2 separate regions of the Homo sapiens genome follow, and region 2 is linked to region 1. A link is a loop called in an ENCODE intact Hi-C map of the cell type or tissue named here. Cell type or tissue: Caco-2. All regions are shown on one strand. Each heading gives the region's core, and the rest is flanking DNA. Links, peaks and the distances in the headings are about the cores only.

Region 1 (5,058 bases), core at 609-4,608:
GGCTCACGCCTGTAATCACAACACTTTGGGAGGCCAAGGCAGGCTGATCGCCTGATGTCAGGAGTTTGAGACCAGCCTGGTCAACATGGTGAAACCCTGTCTCTACGAAAAATACAAAAATTAGCCCGGCGTAGTGGTGGGCTCATGTAATCCCAGCTACTTGGGAGGCTGAGGCAGGAGAATCGCTTGAACCCAGGAGGGAGGCGGAGATTGCAGTGAGCAAGATTGCGCCACTGCACTCCAGCCTGGGCAACAGAGTGAGACTCTGGCTCAAAAAAAAAAAAAAAAAAAAAAGTTGCATCTTCTGAGTTATCAGTTTTAGGTATAATATGAGCTTGATATTTTTATTTTACCTGGGTTTACTAGTCAGATACATTTATCTCTACTAGATATTTAATATTATAAAGAAAATGTGCAAGTGACATGCAGTGTACATTACTAATATATTTCAAGCACAAACAAAAAAAAAAACAGTGTAGTTAACTTTTTAGGACTCTTGCTTTCATGATGGCTGCCTAACATGTGCATACAGTGAAAATACCTATAGGGAAATAACTTGCTGATGGCTAGCTTTGTTTGATGTTATGTCTATTTGAAAAGAGTTTTTGAAATCTCTTTGTTAACTTATTCCCTTGGAGTTTTACTCAGTTAAATTAAATAATGAATATTAAATTGAATATCTAAATCACTTTTCAAATCGGATACTGAAACATTAATTGTGGAACATAAGTTTTTCTACACTTGGCTTCTTATTACAGAAGAAAAAAAGATATCTGGGTCTGTAAGTAAACATGAACTGTGCCACACTGAAAGAGAACAGGCAAAACTGAATAGATATAAGAAAGTTGGGCTGGTGGTGGCTCATGCCTGTAATCCCAGCACTTTGGGAGGCCAAGACGGGTGGATCATGAGGTCAAGAGGTCGAGACCATCCTGGCCAACATGGTGAAACCCCGTCTCTACTAAAAATACAAAAATTACCTGAGTGTGGTGGTGCGTGCCTGTAGTCCCAGCTACTCGGGAGGCTGAGGCAGGACAATCGCTTGAACCTGGGAGGCGGAAGTTGCAGTGAGCTGAGATCACACCACTGTGCTCCAGCCTGGTGACAGAGCGAGACTGTCTCAAAATAAATAAATAAATAAAAATAAAAAAGAAAGTTGTAGGTTTGTGGAAAAATAATTAAATAATCTTAGGAAAGGAATTTTATCTGTGGTCAAGGTGGCTAAGATTTGAATGGATTTGTTTATAAGTTATTTAAAAAAATCACCTTAATATCAAAAGTCCACTGAACTACAACCAGAATTTGATCTTCTCTTTTAAACTGATTGTGAAAGTTTTTTCTTTGCCTTTAAGTAACTCGCTTGGGAGGAAAATTCTGTGTTTTATTAAAATAATTTCCTGTGCTTCATGTTGTTAGGTCTTCAAATACTTAAGAAAACTGAGTCCTCTTTATTCAAACAGCAAAGGGATATTTTTCCTTAAACTATGTAACTTTCTGCAATTGCCTTTGAAGTCTTTTAATTATCACTCTGGTTAAATGAATGACTATTGTTTCAAAGTGACGTGTGATTGTCTTTTAATCAAATGTTTTAAACCTTTGATATTTTTTATAAACTTTACAAAATTAAGTTCTAAATTAAGTATTTTTGAGCTTGAACTAACTTTGAGAATTTCTAGGGATTTCTGGAATATATAAAAATTATTTTTTCTCGCTCTTTTTAAAAGGAAAGGTATCACACTAATTAGACTTATTTGATATGTTAAATTTGCATGGGAAGCATTGTCAAATAAAAAATGTTGTTTAACCTTCTTTGAATTATATTTACATGGATATGTTATGAATGTCACAGAAATTACATAAAATTTCTAAAAATTTGGTGTGTCCTGACACTTTATCAGGCATAATTTTGGTATTGTGTTAAAATATTGTATGCCATAGAAATATCCAAATTTCCTTGTCAATTTCATCATTATTATAATGAACTCTGTCATCAGATCTTTAACCATGTCAATTGTAAGCATTGTTGTCCATAGATGGTTACTTGTTTTACTCTGAAAGCTTTTGCAAGCATCTGTAGTCCTAAAATGTTTCATCTTCAAGAAGATTCAGGAAAAAGACTGACAAATACAGGTTTCCAACTTTAAGGTCACACCATTGAACTAGGTAAATAATTTCCAGGACTCTAATGAAGAAACTGATTGGTTCATAAAACTGCTAACCCAACATCAAGCAGAACAAGAATTAATTACACGGGACTGAACAAATAGATTATTAATTTTATGGCCTTTTTGTTTGAAACATTGCTGGCTCTTTAATGCTTTACTTTTTCAGATTTAAGGAAACAGTTTGCTTTTCCCTTAAGCTATCTATAACTTACAGCAATTTGATAAAGTATACCTCTGTGAAAAAAGATGAAACAATTACTTTTTCTTTTTACCTGATCCCTCTAGAATTCAAAAGCTATCTGTGAGTATTCTTACTTTATGGCAATATCATTATTTGCATAAGTTCAATAGGAATCTGCTTGCCTTGTAACAGGAGACAACTGGAAACTCTGGTTATACAGTATTATCAGGGCTTTGAATGGAACATTACAGTTGAGAATGTACATAGACTCAGATATGATCAGACAGTTTTAAAAAACTAAGGTTGACTCTGTGGAGCCAATAAAGGCCCTTGTAAATAATTGGCCTGACATCTGGCTTTAAAGGTTCCCAACCCTCATGAAAGAAGGCCCAAGAACCTCAAAAATATTTCGAGGTTCTTAAAAACAGAAGAATTTCCCTAAATTTATAGGTATTACAGGCAAATTCTGATGGCAAGTCTTTGGCTTACTAGCAGGGAGAACACTTTTAAAAGTCTAATCAGAGATTCCTTTTTAAAAGCAGACTTAAAAGGGCCTATATGGTTGATCACTGTTCTTGCTACACTTATGTAAATAATCAGGCCAAGTTTAATGAGACTAGACCTGTTTTGCAAACAAATTGGTCTTTCTCTGATCATCTGTGGCAGAAAGGTAGGCATCTGTGGAGATGCATATTCATATAATCTTTTAAAAATATTGCATCTTGTATAGCTAAAGCAAAGACTATCTTTTAGTCAAATAATCTAAATAGAAAAATTATAGTACTTGATGGACAGGCATCAATAAATATCCATTTAAAGAATAAATGAATGAGAAAGTTTTGATTTTTTTAAAGATTAATAATTTTCCAAATTGCAAATTTAAGAACCACAAAATATATTTTGACTAAAAGTACTAAAACATTAATATTTTAATTTATGGTCTGACCAGAAAACAACTTTTTTCAAATGTATTCTTCATTGAAATAAAATCATTTTTAAAACTTTTTTATTATGAAACATATACCCATATTGCTGTTCCTGAGTTGTGTCTTTTACAACAAACTATGGAATGTAAATAAAGTGTTTTCCCAAGTTCTGTGAGCTGTTCTAGCAAATTATCAAACTCAAGGAGAGGGTGGTAGAAGCCTCTGATTTATAGCCAGTCAGTCAAAAGTACATGAGACCCAGATTTGCAGTTAGCATCAAAAATGGTGTTAGTCTTGTGGGACTGAAGCATTTAACTTGTGTGACCTGATGCTAACTCTAGGTAAATAGTGTCAGAATTGGATTAAATTGTGAGACACGCAGCTGATATCCAGAGAGATATAAAACTGCTTCATGTGGAAAAAAAAAGCACATTTGCTATCGGAAGTGTTGTATGTGTAGAGAAATAGTGTTTTTTTCAGCTATATCCCTAGGAATAGTTGGGTCATAGGTTATGTGTGTACTCACATATTAGGTAATGCCTATTTTCCTAAAATTTATTTATTTATTTATTGAGATGGAGTTTCGCTCTTGTTGCCCAGGCTGGAGTGCAATGGCAAAATCTCAGCTCACTGCAACCTCCGCCTCCCAGGTTCAAGTGATTCTCTTGCCTCAGCCTCCCAAGCAGCTGGGATTACAGGCATGTACCACCATGCCCAGCTAATTTTTTGTGTTTAGTAGATATGGGGTTTCACCATGTTGGTCAGGCTAGTCTAGAACTCCTGACCTCAGGTGATCCACCCGCCTCAGCCTCCCAAAGTGCTGGGATTACAGACATGAGCCACTGCCCATGGCCCCTATTTTCCTAAAATTTATACCACCTAAAGTGGGTGAGAATTCTAATTAATCAATTTCTTCTCCATAAATCTGACATTATTAAATTTTCATTTTTGCCTAATCTGATGGTAATGAAATATTATCATATTATAATTTTAGTTTAATTTCTCTTAATAAGCTTGAGCATCATGTTATGTTAATCAGCTATAAATATTTCTTCTTAAATAAAATACCTGCTTGTTTTAGTTTCCTATTGGTGCTCTAATTATCACAAATATAATAGCTTAAAACATACATTTGTTATAATTCTTGAGGCTAAAAGTTTGAAATGATTCTTATGGAACTTTGTGATATTATAATATATAATAAAGAAATGTGATATACAATATAATAAGAAAAATATATTTGATCTCTACACACCCCTCCTTTTTTTTTACACATAGCCCCTAAAACCCTGGAAATCTCTAAAGTGATTTGTGTCTTTTTGTATGCTGATTAGATCCCGGGGCACTAGCTGGGTGATCCTGGATAGCCTCCTGATGAGGACTTGTCAGGGGAACCAACCTAGTGAAGAAAGGTTTGCAATTTTCAGCCTCACTTTTCAACCTCTGGGGAAAGAAGAGGAGCTGGAGGCTGAATTAATCACCAATAGCCACTGATGTAGTCAATCATGTTTACATAATAAAACCTCTGTACAAAACCATAAAGGACAGGGTTCAGGGAGTTTCCAGGTTGCTGAACTCCTGAAGGTGCTGGGAAGGTGGAGCACCCTGAGGCATCATGGAAGCCCCAGGCTCCTTCCTCCCTATCTTGCTCTTGCATCTTTCATCTAGCTGTTTATTTGTATGCTTCTATAATACAAGGGTAAATGTAAGTAAAGTATTTCCCAGACTTCTCTGAGCAAGTCTGGCAAATAATTGAACCTGAGACGGGGTCATGGTACCTCTGATT
Region 2 (5,058 bases), core at 496-4,495, 77 kb before region 1:
AGTATTTAAACAGTTTCTTGGCTAACGTCATAGGGTTGAAGCCCACCTCAGTAGTTTGGGGTGGATTCTGTTTCTATTCCCATCTTGTTACACAGATTCATCTGCATCCCACACAGGGAAGGAGCTAGCAGGAAGAGGCCCCTTATCTCTTCTGCCTCTTTGTTGTGAGTAGGCATGCACTTTGAGAATACATTTCAAGTGGGCAGCTCAGCCACCATAAACTTAGAGGCTTTCATCCATTTCCTCTGTTCCAAAGGAAATATTAAATTGACATGTAAAATACAATCCTGAGCAAGGCAAGCAGGAAGATAAAGGGAGGGTGAAAAGAGAATTGTTGAGCATCAATTCTCTTTCAATTTTGCCATTACCTTCAAATATATTATCTCGTTAATCTAAAAATCATCTTGTAGACCAGGTATTAATATTCCAGGTGCGGTGGCTCATGCCTGTAATCCCAGAACTTTGGGAGGCTGAGGTGGGCGGATCACGAGTTCAGGAGATCGAGACCACCAGGCTAACATGGTGAAACCCCGTCTCTACTAAAACATACAAAAAGTTAGTTGGGTGTGGTGACACTGCCTGTTGTCCCAGCTACTCGGGAGGCTGAGGCAGGAGAATCGCTTGAACCTGGGAGACGGAGGTTGCAATGAGCTGAGACTGCACTACTGCACTCCAGCCTGGGCGACAGAGGGAGACTCTGTCTCGAAAAAAAAAAAAAAAAAATTCCCAATTTTTATATATGAGTAAAACTTAAGCTGACTGGTTATTTCCCTAAATTTAACTCAATGCCATGTGAATGATAGGATTTATTCACAAATATCCATTGTTTCTGACCAAACACAATATCTTCCAAAAACGAGATAAAACAAAGGAGCACGGGAGTTTATAAAAGAAGGAGAAATTAACAGAGTCATTTTGCTGGCAATGTAGGCAACTCTTCAAGTGATTTCATAGGATCTGGCAATGCACAGATGATGTCCGTGGACAAAATTCCTCCATTTTGATATAATCTCTTTATCTTAAAAATGATTCCTGTTTTTATGAATAAAAATCATAGAAAAGAGTACACTTTAAACAAGTTTTCATCAGTTATACTTTCAGTGAAGGAATCCCCCATCCTCTGAAGAAGACAAGCTACTTTTAATTTCCTCTAAAGCTGTGAAAACCTGAAACATTTGGAACTTTTCTGCCAGAACTGTCTTTGGGGCCGATTTATCAACCACACAAGGGTATCTGTTTCATTACATGTATTCACATATTTTTAAACCCATTTGTTTATCTACTTCTTGTATTGGGCTCTAAATAACTTTTAATGATTTCCAAAAGTAGAATTCAGTATGAAAGGATAAAGATTGGCTACTTTGGAAAGAAAATTTTAAAAATTTATGTTAGATTCTGAAGACAATGCCAAACACATTTTGTGTAAAAGCAAAAAAGGGTGAAATAAGTCAACGACTTCCAAGAAGTTTATTTTGAAGGGGCCCAAACTTCTCTGAATGCAAAAGTGAGGATATGTTTGTGATCATTTTCATTACATTAAGAATAGCATTTACTATTTATAGCATACAATTAAAGAAAGATAAAAATCTTCTTCTTTCCCAGATTTAGGAAGCTGGACATGAACCTGTGTTTCTACAGAAGTACTTAGAACACTGCTTTCCTGTGGTATGATCCTTTGCCGGTGTGAAACTGATATGAAATGAAGGAATAGGTGTACTTAGAGGAATCTTGAAGGAGAAGAGGGGAGCATTACATAATCTGTAAAAATCCAAGAATGAAACAATCAAATGGTGCTGGAATCCTCACCTACTGAGATCTTATCAAACACACAGACAACCCGATTCATTAGTTGCAGTAGATGTTGGCAACACAAAAACCCTAGAGCTAGAATGTTCACCCAGATAGCATGGGACTGCAGCCTAAGAAAGAACGAATGATGGAAGAAAAGAGATGGCCCAAATACGGCACATGTCTGAAAAAATATTGAGGTTGTTAAGGTCAAAACACAGAAGTGAGAGATTGGTGCCTCTGTACCAGGATTGATTCTTTAAATAAAGAAAGAAAGAAAGGAAAAAGAAAAGAAAACAGTACTTATTGTTTGACAAGAGAACTTTGTGGAAACTGACAGGCAAACTAAATATTTACCCTTTGGGCTGTTAAAAATGAACATTTAGAACCTTATATGCTCAGAACTACAGAAGCAAGTCCATAGTGGGAGACAAGGCTCAATAGTTCTCTCATGTTTCTGCTGAAATGCACTGACAATATTTTGTTCTGGACTGTCTTTTCAAGCATGTTTACAGAGCAAACAGATTTTTGGAAGATAGAGTGTCTCTCTCTGGAGCAAAGGGCAGATTTTTTTTCCCCTGCTGTCCAGGATAACAAAGATAATGTCTCTCTGGGGCAAAGTGTGAGCATGTTTGCTAACAGCCTTTGTAAATGCATGGGTTTCCTCAGCCCTGGTTCATCAGGGCCACAGACCTGCTGTGTGTGCAGCAGTCTGGGCTGCTCTGTGCTGCCCGGCTTGGGACTAGAGGGAAGGGGAATCGATGGGAACATGAAGCCTAAAAGGCCTGTTGTGCTGTGAATAACAAAGTCTTTTGTCTCTGATCCAAGAGTTTCATTTCTTCAGCTGGCATCCACGAAGCTGTGGTAGGCTACACTTTTAGCTTGCACACAGGGTAAAATTTCAGACCTTTCACGGTTCTTGACACAATCTTGACAACTTCCAAAAAAAGAATCACGTAGAATCTCTTGATAAACTCTTCAAAGCAACAACTTTTTATCTGCTAGATGATAATTAAAACAGACATATTGTCAATGAGAAAAACAGATACAAGCACAAGGGGGTAAAAACACTATCACACGCAGAACAAAAACCATATTTTAGATGACTTAGAAATGAAGATAAATAGACAGATTTGTGGATAGATGACAGAGTGACAGAGAGAGAGTAAAGTGCATATTTGGAAGTGTGAGTGTATATGTGTATGTGTGTGTATTCATGTGTATGTGTGGAGACTGAGCTATGCACTATTATGCAAGTTCAGAATGTATGCACGTAAGAATAAAAACCTATTTGTAGTTCAGAGTTTCTATTTTAAAGAGTATTTCTCAGGCAAGATATCAAGCCCTCCCCCTTCGATGAGATGAGTTGAAGGTGAAGTAAGTTGTTTTTCTCTTTATTTTTCTCTTTGGTTTCTATCTTTGGTGGACCTTCAGGAGAAATGATGCTGTATGAAAATTAGGTTTAAAATTGGCTCATTCATTTCAATTTTATTGCTTGTTCCCTAAAAGAAAAATGGAAGAGCAATAAATGATCTCTCGCCTCAGCATTATCAATTTGAATTCACTGTGTTTTATATCTCCCATTCAGACATGGCTGTGTCCTGACCTTCCTTTTAATTTAGTTCCAATACATTGTTAGCATTTTATCTCATGGTTGGTCTCAAACACTTCTGGAGCATTTCACAGCTTTCTGAGGTTACATTTCATGAATACCTCAACCACTTAGTTTAGTTTTTTCACTCCACACCTAAACATAATAAAAAGTGTTGGCTTCATAGACTTCGGGTAGTGTTAGCATAGTTCCCTTGGACTTTGTGCTTCTTCAGAAAGTTTTGCACATTAGCACTTACCTGGACAAGGAAAATATCTTGAGGCAAAATGTAGGGTATATCTAATTTCTAGAAGCCATCTTAGTACATGCACTAAGTGAGAAAATCCTTAATCTCTCTTAAATCATTGACCATACAAATGAGGCTCACTGCCTTTGAAGGTGCTGCATGTTTCAGTCAGAGCTCCAGAGATGAGCTTCCCAAGGCACCCGACTCAAAACCTCCAACATCTTTCATCATACTCTCGTGGGTTTCTAATGCAACTTCTCCCACTTGCTTTTATTTATTTCTTCTGTTAACACTAAGTCTAGCAATGGTAAGGGCATTGGAAATCCATTTATCCTCCAAGTAGTGTCAGGGTTCATCAAGAGTGAGGTCCTGACACCACATCCTCTTTCATTCTTCATGCTGCAAGAACACCAAACTATTTACATTTGTTATACCACCCTCACCTTACTGTAATATACATACCTACATAATACAGTTTTAATTTTTTAATTAAAAAAAAGTACCATGCTTACATTTCAGATGGACAGTTAATCTCATTTCTAGCATGAAACTTCTTCAAAAAAAGATTGTTCTTTTTCACTTTATTACTCTTTATTTCATGTTGGGTCCAGTTACATTTTCCAGAATATGTGTTTTTATAAGTGATTGAAAAGAACTATTTTGCTTTGTTTCATAAGAAATAAAGTTAAAATAAAAATTTTGCACAACAGAAGTCTTCATATAGAAGAATTGATCACCCTTACTGGTTTTGAATTTCTCCTAAGAGTCTGTTTTCTGTTCTTTACAGATGCTCAGCTTTGGAAGCAAAATAAAATGACAGACTGTCTTCCAGAGTTCATTAAGATGCAGCCAAGTATCTCCAACATCATATCTCCACTTAGGGAGTATCCAGTCCTCTTCACTCTTTCTTTTCTTTAATCCCTTTTTTCTTCCTACATTGGATTATCTGCTTCTTTTCCCAAGTCCTTTGGGTTGCAATGACACCTACAGCTTCCTAGTTTTCCCAAATGATAAACCCTTTTCTTGATCCAGTTGTCAGCTTTGTCACCTTCCTGAATGTTCCTTTGATGACATGTCCCTAAGGTACATGGACTTCCAGGAATCTATCACTGCAGTTTTGTCACAGAACTATTTTAAACATACATTAAGAGCATGTTTTTAATTCTTTTTAATTCTTCACCACATAATGTTTTCTTTAGGCATTCAATAAATATATCAAGTGTTCACTGTGCACTAGATAAATTGTTATGCACCAGGAACGTGGAAATTCATTAGACGTGGTTTCTGCTTTCTTTGAGCTTACAACCTCTCAGATACATAAACAGATGTTTTCTTTTGTTGCACATAATCGATTACTAATACTCAAGCTTTGAAATGTCAAATGCGTTAATCTATTCGAAGCTCTTTTCGACTTATCTATACTGTACATTTG

What was found. Hi-C counts contacts between places; a loop is a spot of excess contacts. Peaks named below come from ENCODE experiments on the same cell type or tissue, not always from the same donor. Only the 100,000 strongest peaks of a DNase experiment are listed, where the experiment ranks them.
Region 2: it touches region 1 in a loop (8-fold over the local background); 1 of 110 quality-filtered maps calls a loop at or near these places.

Annotation. Positions count from the first base shown.
Region 1 is chr6:145,187,582-145,192,639 of GRCh38, reverse strand. No RefSeq gene overlaps it. Among named protein-coding and RNA genes, the nearest start is that of TRQ-TTG4-1, 7.4 kb to the right of the region's middle. In Caco-2, for the core only: no CTCF peak of the experiment used is centred there; no DNase peak of the experiment used is centred there.
Region 2 is chr6:145,264,603-145,269,660 of GRCh38, reverse strand. No RefSeq gene overlaps it. Among named protein-coding and RNA genes, the nearest start is that of TRQ-TTG4-1, 84 kb to the right of the region's middle. In Caco-2, for the core only: no CTCF peak of the experiment used is centred there; a DNase peak (open chromatin) is centred at 2,440.